2 separate regions of the Homo sapiens genome follow, and region 2 is linked to region 1. The links are chromatin loops, found by intact Hi-C in ENCODE. Cell type or tissue: OCI-LY7. All regions are shown on one strand. Links, peaks and the distances in the headings refer to the core of each region. The heading gives the core; the rest is flanking DNA. Region 1 overlaps EPN2 (epsin 2). Region 2 holds the start of EPN2-AS1 (EPN2 antisense RNA 1).

Region 1 (5,368 bases), core at 117-5,116:
GGAAGGGGAGGTTGCAGTGAGTCTCCAGCCTGGGTGACAGAGCAAGACTCTTGTCTCAAAAAACAAAAACAAAAAACCTGTCTTCTTTTGAACCAGATCCGCAACATTGTTAAAATGCTCCCTATCCATGCATTGGATTCTTTCTGTGACTCATTCCCCTAGTACCTAGGTGCTGGAGCCTGCTTCGTTCCTGGGCATAGAAAGTCCTTTTCCTGATTCTGTTTCCTGTTGGTCCTGGTCTAGGCAGAGTGTGCTTCACTTTCAAGCCCTCTAGAGACAGGACAGGTAACTTAATTCTCTTTCTGTTCAAAGCAATACAAGGAATTGGACATGCAAAGGGCTGTAAATAAAGGGACTCCCCATCTTCTCTTCATGGTAACCCTGCTGATATATAGAACAGGGAAAAGTAGGCTCATCCTGGGGGACGGCTGATTGTTTAGGGCTAATGCATGATGTGGATTTAAAAGCATTTATAATTAATCACTTCTGAGTGCAGGCTTCATTTTTCCTCTTGGTCCCACCCCTCTTAGGTAGTTGCACGTTGCAGCAGCTCGATAGCTGAGAACACCAAGTGGTACAGTTAATTTGGCTTCAAAGGCCATGTGGCAGATAGCTTTGGAATGAGGTGTGGGTACTAATGGGCCTCCTGGCTGGGTGGCTTTGGGCACTTTAATCACTGAGCTTTGGTGTCCTCATCTCTAAAGGGGGGCTCGTAATCACTACTTCATGAAATAGACTAGCCTTGTTTCTCAAACTCCTGTGTGCAGCAGAAGCACCCAGAGGGCTTGCTGAACACGTGGCTGGGGCTGCACCCCATTGTTTCTCATTAGGGAGGGGAGGCCTGAGAATGTGTCTTTTTTTTTTTTTTTTTGAGACAGAGTCTTGTTCTGTTGCCCAGGCTGGAGTGCGGTGGCGCGATCTTGGTTCGCTGCACTCCACCTCCCAGGTTAAAGCGATTTTTCTGCCTCAGCTTCCTGAGTAGCTGGGATTACAGGTGTGTGCTACCATGCCTGGCTAATTTTTTTTTTTTTTTTTTTTTTTTTTTTGAGACGGAGTCTCGCTGTCTCCCAGCCTGGAGTGCAGCGGCGCGATCTCAGCTCACTGCAAGCTCCGCCTCCCGGGTTCACGCCATTCTCCTGCCTCAGCCTCCCGAGTAGCTGGGACTACAGGCACCCGCCACCACACCCGGCTAATTTTTTTGTATTTTTAATAGAGATGGGGTTTCACCGTGTTAGCCAGGATGGTCTCGATCTCCTGACCTTGTGATCCGCCTGCCTCGGCCTCCCAAACTGCTGGGATTACAGGCATGAGCCACTGCGCCCGGCCATGCCCGGCTAATTTTTTGTATTTTTAGTAGAGATGGGGTTTTACCACGTTGGCCAGACTGGTCTCAAACTCCTGACCTCAAGTGATCCGCTTGTCTTGGCCTCCCAAAGTGCTGGGATTACAGGTATGAGCCACTGTGCCTGGCAGAGAATGTGTATTTTTAGCCAGCTTCCAAGTGCTGCTGATGCTGCCAGTCTAGGGACCAAATTTGGGAACCTTGGCCCAGAGGACTTTATGGGAAGGTGTGTAAGATGTCTAGCACCTGCTGGCTGTGCAGTAGGAACTCAAAAATGACACTGAAATGTTTCTGAATATTGGTCTGAAGATGATGGATGGCGTGACATTTGGAAAGGAAATGGGGAGAGAAGATGTCATTGTCCTTCAAAAAGGCTGTAAATCTTGGATGCTGTTGAAAAAGCAGGTTCATCATTCTCACACATCATGTAAGAAGTTTACTGTCTAGGCCTTTTAGAATTGTAACTTGGGGGCTGGGTGCAGTGGCTCATGCTTGTAATCCCAGCACTGGGAGGCTGAGGCTGGTGGATCACTTGAGGCCAGGAGTTGGAGACCAGCATGGCCAACATGGCGAAACCCCATTTCTACTAAAAATACAAAAATGAGCCAGGTGTGGTGGCGTGGGCCTGTAGTCCCAACTACTCGAGAGGCTGAGGCACGAGAATTGCTTGAACCTGGGAGGCGGAGGTTGCAGTGAGCCGAGATTGTGCCACTACACTCCAGACTGTGTGAGGGAGTGTGACTCTTCTCAAAAAAAAAAAAAAAAGAAAGAATTGTAACTTGAAAAGGTTGAGGGAGTAATGTTGTTGGGTCCTGGATTCCCACGGGGCCACTTGGCATGGACCACTGGTGTTAATGGAAGTTGCTTCTCCTCCCTGCAGCAATTCAGATTTAATATTCTTTCATGTTTACAGTTCGAATTTTTTTTCTTCAGTGGTAATTATCAACTTGTCCATCAAAACCGAATGTGCAGGGAGGTGTGTGTGAGCCCCGATGGTTTTTGAATATTTCCTGTGTGCGAGGCCTTATATTACTAATTTTATGCACTGTGTTTAATTTTCATGGTGGTCCTGCAAGCCCTATCACCATTTCTCATTTTGCATTTTAAAAAACTAAGAGGGGTTCAGTAACCTGCCCCAGGCCATACAGTTAGTATGAACTCCTGCTGGTATGCCCCAGCTGGTATTTGCTGCCACCTGTGTCAAACTCAGAACTGCTTTATTTCCACGACCTCATTTGCAGCTGTGCCAGGTGCGCCCATTACCTCACTGTACCCTCACAACAACCCCAAGAGGTAGGCTGAGCAAGCTGAGGCTCGGAAGAGGCAAGCTTGGTCATGGGCACCTGGCCAGTGGCTGGCTGGACCTGAATTCAGTCCCACACCTGTCTGATTTTGGAGCTTTATGAAGTTGTTTCTATGATAACAGCTTACCTCTCTGTCAGGTGGCCCTAAGCTGCCTGGATGTGTACAGCAGGGACCTAGGGCTACCCTAGATGGCTTGACCCCAAGGAAGTCTGTGTGGGCTAGTAAGGGTTTTTGTGTTTGCAGAGCTGTGTTAAAATAATTGGCCAAATTTTTCCTTGAGCGAAGGGGACATTTCTTTTTACTTTGTGATCCTGCAGCTCTGCACACTGGTGTGGGTACTAAGGACTGAAAACCCTCTACTAATGCTACTTTGTTAAAAGGGGGTCAAATATGGAATTTGGTAGTCTTTTTTTTTTTTTTTTGAGTTGGAGTCTCTGTTGCCAGGCTGGAGTGCAGTGGCGGGATCTCAGCTCACTGCAGCGGCGGGATCTCAGCTCACTGCAGCCTCTGCCTCCCAGGTTCAAGCAATCCTCCTGCCTCAGCCTCCCGAGTAGCTGGGACTATAGGCATGTGCCACCACACCCAGCTAATTTTTATATTTTTAGTAGAGATGGGGTTTTGCCATGTTAGCCAGGATGGTCTTGATCTCTTTTTTTTTTTTTTTTAAAGATGGAGTTTTGCTCTTGTCGCCTAAGCTGGAGTGCAATGGCGCGATCTCGGCTCACTGCAACCTCCATCTCCTGGGCTCAAGTGATTCTCCTGTCTCAGCCTCCTGAGTAGCTGGGACTACAGGCACGTACCACCACGCCTGGGTAATTTTTTTGTATTTTTAGTAGAGACCAGGTTTTACCATGTTGGCCAGGCTGGTCTCGAACTCCTGACCTCAGGTGATCTGCCCGCCTCGGCCTCTCAAAGTGCTGGGATTACAGGCGTGAGCCACCATGCCCGGCCCTTCTTCATCTCTTGACCTTGTGATCCTCCTACCTCGGGCTCCCCAAGTGCTGGGATTACAGGCGTGAGCTATCGCACCCAGCTGGAATTTGGTAGTCTTAAAAAGTTACATGTGGCTGGGCGTGGTGGCTCATACCTGTAATCCCAGCACTTTGGGAAGCCGAGGCAGGTGAATCATGAGGTCAAGAGATCAAGACCATCCTGGCCAAATGGTGAAACCCCATCTCTACTAAAAATACAAAAATTAGCTGGGCGTGGTGGCGCATGCCTGTAGTCCCAGCTACTTGGAAGGCTGAGGCAGGAGGATCGCTTGAACTGGGAGACAGAGGTCGCAGTGAGCTGAGATCATGCCACTGCACTCCAGCCTGGCGACAGAGCGAGACTGTCTCAAAATAATAAGAATAATAATAATTCCATGTGAAGTATGTCCTTCCCCAGTAGGCAATTAACACCTGGGTTCTAGCCAATGGGTAATTTTCTCTCTGGTCTTAAAATGTCCTGGGGAGGCTGGGGTGTGAGCATTTTCCCAAGGTTTGAGCACTCTTTGCAGCTCCCCAACCAAGGAATGGTAAACAGCTATGTGTTGGTGCTTGCCCTGCACTTGTGGGAGGCCCTGGAGGCTTGGACTTGAGTTTGTTTTGTGAACTCTTTAAGACTCTGAGGTGAATAAATCAATGTGAGCAAAAAGTTGTATTAAAAGGCCCCTTCCGCCCCCCCCAAAAAAATATCCTAGCAATAAAGGGACGCAGTTGTTTTGTTTTGTTTTTTTTTTCCCCCCTGAAAGCAAGTCCTCCCTGTGTGCCTTTTTTTTTTTTTTTTTTTGAAGCGGAGTCTCGCTCTGTCACCCAGGCTGGAGTGCAGTGGCGCGATCTCAGCTCACTGCAGGCTCCGCCCCCGGGTTCACGCCATTCTCCTGTCTCAGCCTCCCAAGTAGCTGGGACTACAGGCGCCCGCCACCACGCCTGGCTGATTTCTTTTTGTATTTATGGTAGAGAGGGGGTTTCACCGTGTTAGCCAGGATGGTCTTGATCTCCTGACCTCGTGATCTGCCCACCTCAGCTTCCCAAAGTACTGGGATTACAGGCGTGAGCCACTGCGCCCAGCCCCCTGTGTGCCTTTTTGATACTCAGAGCTGTCCTGGGATATAATGACTATACTATGGATGACAAAATTTGGGAAACATCTGATTGGAGAAAGAATTTGTATGTCACTTTATGAGAAGCAGCTGGGAGATGTAGAAGTATGGGCATTTCAAGGACAGTTTCATGACTGAGGCCAGTGTCAACCTGAAAAATATGGAACACGTGATCTAGAGGCAAATAATGGTTATAAATGAAATGCCACCAAGAACTTAATCTAATTGAGAAGACAAAGTTACTATTTGTGAGACAGAAGCTAGCAGTTTGTTGAGCCATGATTTTGATTCTTTGTCAGGGGGTCAAGAATGGAGAAAAAATTTAGAAGTCAGGGAAGCTATCAGGAGAAGGTAGGATTTGAGCTGGACCTTGAAGAACAAGAAACAGTATCCCTAAGTGGAAGGCAGATGGGAAGGTATTTCGGATCTCAGGAACAGCAGGAGTTAAAGCTTGAGATGGGATGGGGTAGGTGCTTGAGTGTGTGCTGGCTCCTGCAGCTGGTGACGGGTGGATGCCTGCTGGGAGCAGTGAGCTCCCAGGTGGCCAGATGGCCACTGGCTCTGATGAGACAGCAGCCTTGGGGTTTGGTTTTCTGGGTAGTAGGGAGCAGGGTAGGTCTTGAGTGGGTGCCACC
Region 2 (5,368 bases), core at 279-5,278, 62 kb after region 1:
TAAAAGCAGCCTTCCCAGCATCTCCCTGCGAGGAGGTAAAGTAAGGGCCTTGGAGGCTCTCCTGTGTTGAGAAGTGGCAGGAACGTCCTCAGTAGCCAAGGTCATTGCTGATTCAGGAAGTGGCCCCTGGAACCACAGGATGATGTCACCACATTGAGGAAGCGTTTCACTGCTGTTCAGTAACAAGGAAGGAACTTAGCTGAACTAGAGAACTGGCCACTGGACAGTGGACGCTGACCCTGTGCTCAGTGCTGGCTCCCTAGCCCCTCCCTCGAAGTAGGTCAGCCCAGCAGAAAGCAACCCCAGGCCTGTTCCTCGGAGGCCTGGGAAGGGCCACGCTTTCTGTGTGTGACGTGGAGGGTGGGGTGTCTGAAGGAGCTTAGCCCTCAGGTGGTCTGGTCCCCATGGATGGAGGAAAGAGCACCAGCTCAGGACAGGGCTGGAATCCACAGGGAAGAGCCAACTGCATCCCAGCACTCCTGACCCCTTGGTAGGTCAGTTGTTTACCTCCTCCCACAGGCCCCACTGTCTTCATTTCACTGATGTGGGAGCAGAAGCTCAAAGAGGTCAGGCTATCACATGGACTCCCACTGCTTGTCAGCGGTGGGGACAAGATTTGTCCGTCCAGTGCTCTTTCCACTATCTGGTCTTCCCTTGGCTGACATGCACAGGGTGTGAGAGGTGGTAGCAGTGCTTGGGCCCACATGGGGTCTTCTCACGCCCCCAAGGCCTGGCAACCTTTCATTTTTTCTGAGTTGTCAGACATGCCTGTGTACCCAGCATTGCCACACCAGGCCCAGGGACATAGGAAAACCAGGACCTCACCCTGCCTTCTCCACAGGGTCTGTGACGCTCACGTACCAGTGCAGTCATGCTGCCCACTGCACAGAGCCATTTGATGGTAGAATCCTGTCCCATGTGCTGTAAAATGTAAAAATATACTTTGGTTTTTTTTTTTTTTTTTTTTTTTTGAGACAGTCTTGCTCTGTTGCCCAGGCTGGAGTGCAGTGGTATGATCTTGGCTCGCTGCAACCTCCACCTGCTTAGTTCAAGTGATTTTCATGCCTCAGCCTCCTGGGTAGCTGGGACTACAGGCACGTGCCACCACACCCAGCTAAATTTTGTATGTTTAGTAGAGACAGGGTTTTGCCCTCGTTGGCCAGGCTGATCTCGAACTCCTGGCCTCAAGTGATCCACCCCCTTCGGTCTCCCAAAGTGCTGTGACATCATTACAAGCATGAGCCACCATGCCTAGCCTACATTTGTGTTTTTTGTACTTGCCACTTTCTTTCTGTTTGACCTATCCATGCAGATTAGAGGAGGCTTTTTAATCAGCACTATGTGACTGGCAGATGCTGCTTCCATACTTTCTAGGAAAATTGCAAAATGTAGCTGATAAGAATCAATTTCCTGTTTTTCTACCAACTCGATTGCCTTCTTTCACAGTTACCTGAAAGTGGCCCACTGAAGCATCTTTATTAAAAAATCTTTCACCCTTTGTTTTAGGAGCGCATTTGGGAAAGGGTGTCTCTCCCCCAGCACAGAGTACAGGCACCCAGGCTCTGCCGGGCAGTCCCTGGAGCAGACAGGGTGGACTCGAGTGGGAGAGACCCTTGTCTGCCTGAGTTGGGAGAGTTTTCTTGGTCTTCTTTTTAGATTGTATTTTGAGGGAAATGTTGGGCTTTTCTAGCCTTCCTACTCAGCCTCTCCCCCTTAGGCTTTTTCTCAGCTGGTGTGACAGACTGGAAAGGATAGAAATAAGGCCTACCTGTGGTTACAGTTCTTGACCACAGCAAGTGAAGACTTGGAGCTCTTCCAGTGGGGTTCATAATGCAAAAGGCCGCCTTCCTGGGAGAAGGTCCGTGCATTTGATGCGACTTTAGTGATGAGCTTAAACTAACAATTCCCGTTCTTCCTTCCAGTGAGTGTCTGGGAAAGCAACCTGCAACAATGAGAGAGTGGCACATCCCCCAGCACTTGCTTTTTCCCTTGGTCCCTGTGAGCTCTGAACCTTCAGATCCTCAGAGCAGAGCCAAGGCCAGGCTCAGGTGGTCAGAAGGGCCCATTCAGGCCTGTCTCACAACGACGTCTGTGTTCACTGTCATGTGCATGGGCACAAGAGGCCCTTTGTGGAGCTGAGTTGCTGTCACCAAGGCAAGAATATCTCTGCTGGAATCCTCCCTCGAAGCTCAGTCCCGTTGTGTGTAGCTCAGCTGATGTTCAATGGTTGGTGGCCAAGAATTCTGCCATCTGCAGAACTGAAAGCTGTACATCCGTTTATGAAAACCACAACATTCAGGGGAATACCCATTGTCTTTAATTTCTACATTGATGTGACGAGCTATGATGTGGTGAGCCAGTATGTGCCAGCTGTGCGTTATTCTAACAGTGTCAGTTATGGTAGACGTAAACATGTACATTTGCATTTGAAGCTATTCTGGCCTTGCAGATGTGCTAGAAAGCTCAGAGGACAAAGGAGGCCTCACTTCTCCAGCAGGTCCAGTTCAGAGCCCCGTGCCCACTCTCCCCCTCCAACCTGGCTGTATCAGGCACTGTAGCTGTGCAACTCAGTACCAGCTTCCCTGCCAGGATGGGGCTTGTTTTCCAGAGCACTTTTTTTGGGGTGGGGTGGGATATGAGCCTTCTACTTGATTCATTTGTGGTTTCCATTTGGTAGTAAATGAAGGATGTCGTAAGTGCAATATTTGCTTTATAGCAAGGGTTTTGTGAACCAAGCCTCAGAGATTCCTTATCAGGAAAGAGGCTGGGAACAGGTGGCTGGAGTGGTTAATGATTTGGGTGTGAGTGCCCTGTTCACTTGAGAAGAGTCCCCAGGAACTGTCTGGCTTCCTTTATTCTCTTCCATGTGGATGGTGACATCTTTTTGAACATAGGAAAGCCCAAACTTGAGAGTTCTGATTGGCATAGGTGAAGTTTAGGAACAAAACGAACAAAAAAATATACTTTTTGTTTTGGTGTATTATTAAGAAATCAAGTTGTTAAGGTGGATTGAGGACTTTTCTTTACCCTCTAGCTTTATTTCTGAAGAGATACTTTGGGAAATATAATTGAGTGATAACACTAGGATGGGATTTGACTTGATTTTATTTAGAAAAATACATTTATGTTTTTATAGCTGCAACTTTCTTTTTTTTTTGGAGATGGAGTCTCGCTCTGTCACCCAGGCTGGAGTGCAGTGGCGCGATCTCAGCTCACTGCAAGCTCTGCCTCTTGGGTTCATGCCATTTTCCTACCTCAGCCTCCTGAGTAGCTGGGATTATGGGTGCCCACCACCATGCCCGGCTAATTTATTTTGTATTTTTAGTAGAGATGAGGTTTCATCATGTTAGCTAGGATGGTCTCAATCTCCTGACCTCGTAGCTAGAATGGTCTCGATCTCCTGACCTCGTGATCTGCCTGCCTCGGCATCCCGAAGTGCTGGGATTACAGGCGTGAGCCACTGTGCCCGGCCCGTTCCAAAGTAAATTTATTGCTATATGTTTTGTGTGTTTTTAAGAATTTCATGACAGGGTGATGCCTCTGCTTGGCAACCTCACATGGTAGAGAAGTTCCCAGTCTCCTGCCCGGCCCCACCTCAGCCCTCTGCCCAGAAGCAGCCTCTTTCTACCTCCCCTGGTTCTTCTGTGGATCCCGTCTGTGGCCTGAATTGCATTTAGGCCTCTTCCCCTGTTTTATTCACCATAGCCATGGCCCAGCTATCTGAAAGCCTCCTTTGTCAGGAATTATTCCTAACCTTTTAGTTTCTCTCAAAGAGGAAAACCCTAAGAAGCAAATTTAGATTGGAAAGTAAGGCAGAAGCAACACCTAGGTGAATGAATCCTGCTAGTTAGGTTTCCTAAAATAGATGTAATGAAAGAAGGAAGTAAACTAATACACAATTAGAACATTTATTTATTTTTTGAGATGCAGTCTTGCTCTTTTGCCCAGGCTGGAGTGCAGTAGCTTGATCTTGGCTCACTGCAACCTCTGCCTTCTGTGTTCAAGCAATTCTCCTGCCTCAGCCTCCCAAGTAGTTGGGATTACTGGCGCCCGCCACCACACCCAGCTAATTTTTGTGTTTTTAGTAGAGACCGGGTTTTACCATTTTGGCCAGGCTTGTCTAGAACTCCTGGCCTCAGGTGATCCGCCCGTCTCAGCCTCCCAAAGTGCTAGGATTACAGGCATAAGCCGCCATGCCCGGCACAATTAGAACATTTTAAAATGACCCGTTAACCATGAAATTGAATTCTGTAGTTGTCCATCTGTCGACCTGTGCATGCACCTGTCTGTGCATGCATGTAAGCCTCCACCCAACAGGTGTTTGTCAGCCAGGGGTGAGTGCTACAAGGGAGAGGTGCAGAGGTGCAGAGTCTGACACAGCATCAGGATGGAGGGGAAGGACCAGGTCCGGGAAGCCGAGCTCTGACTACAAAAGAGGAGGTGGGTGCGCTGAGGGAACAGCCTGCACGGAGACCCGGGAGGAGGACAGGGCAAGGAACCATCTAAAGCAGTAGCTCCAAATCTCTCAGAGGGCAGGTCTTGTTCTGAGAGTTTTAGAGAAGCTATGGACCCTTCCTGAAACGGGGGCAGAGGTGGGCACATACTTCTAAAACTACAATAATTTCTAAAAGCATTTAGATTCCCTGATCGTGAAACATCCTGATGGCTGTGTAAGCCCCAGCACCCAGCACCATGGTTTATGTTGTGAATGTTAAGACTCCCGTGGGGTTTGTTACATCAGCTAGGAGTTCACATCTCATTCATTCAATAAAAACTGTCTTTCCAGGAGCTGCTTAGAAGTATTTAAACTAGCTAAGTGCACAGCAAAAGTGTCTGCATTTTTATCTGCATTTCTTTCTAATCAGTGTACAAAGCTGCTTACAGAACGAAAATGTTTGGGGTCACTGCAGAAATGGGCGGGCTTCATTTTCCATGATCTCGTAGTAACACTACGAGAGACAAAGGTCAACTCTTTTTTTTTTTTTTTTTTTGAGACGGAGTCTCGCTCTGTCACTAGGCTGGAGTGCAGTGGCGAGATCTTGGCTCACTGCAACCTCCATATCCCGGGTCTCTAAGTGATTCTCCTGCTAGCTGGGATTATAGGCACACGCCACCATGCCCAGCTAATTTTTGTATTTTTAGTAGAGATGGCGTTTCACCATGTTGGCCAGGATGGTCTCGATCTCTTGACCTTGTGATCCGCCCGCCTCGGCCTCCCAAAGTGTGAGGATTATAGGCGTGAGCCACCGCGCCTGGCCTCAAAAGTCAGCTCTTGAATGTTGGTGTGCCTGGAGTGGAGTCTTTGGTCTCCAGATGCCCTCCACCTGTTTGAAGGATGCTCTTTGGTTCATCTGTTCAAGAGCTATAC

Evidence for each region. Hi-C counts contacts between places; a loop is a spot of excess contacts. Peaks named below come from ENCODE experiments on the same cell type or tissue, not always from the same donor. Only the 100,000 strongest peaks of a DNase experiment are listed, where the experiment ranks them.
Region 2: a loop joins it to region 1, with 4 times the contacts of the local background. A loop is called at or near these places in 4 of 110 quality-filtered maps.

The regions. Positions count from the first base shown.
Region 1 is chr17:19,242,367-19,247,734 of GRCh38, forward strand. The region is part of intron 1 of EPN2 (epsin 2); the gene reads left to right. Among named protein-coding and RNA genes, the nearest start is that of EPN2, 7.7 kb to the left of the region's middle. In OCI-LY7, for the core only: no CTCF peak of the experiment used is centred there; DNase peaks (open chromatin) are centred at 885 and 2,595; H3K27ac peaks cover 2,216 bases.
Region 2 is chr17:19,304,171-19,309,538 of GRCh38, forward strand. The region is part of intron 4 of EPN2 (epsin 2); the gene reads left to right. It overlaps EPN2-AS1 (EPN2 antisense RNA 1), which reads right to left and starts at 2,091. Exons shown (of 3, transcript NR_048576.1): 1 at 1,769-2,091. RefSeq lists enhancers at 26-225, 2,054-2,183, 4,752-5,368. In OCI-LY7, for the core only: no CTCF peak of the experiment used is centred there; DNase peaks (open chromatin) are centred at 1,371, 1,741, 2,331 and 4,301; H3K4me3 peaks cover 2,141 bases; H3K27ac peaks cover 2,527 bases.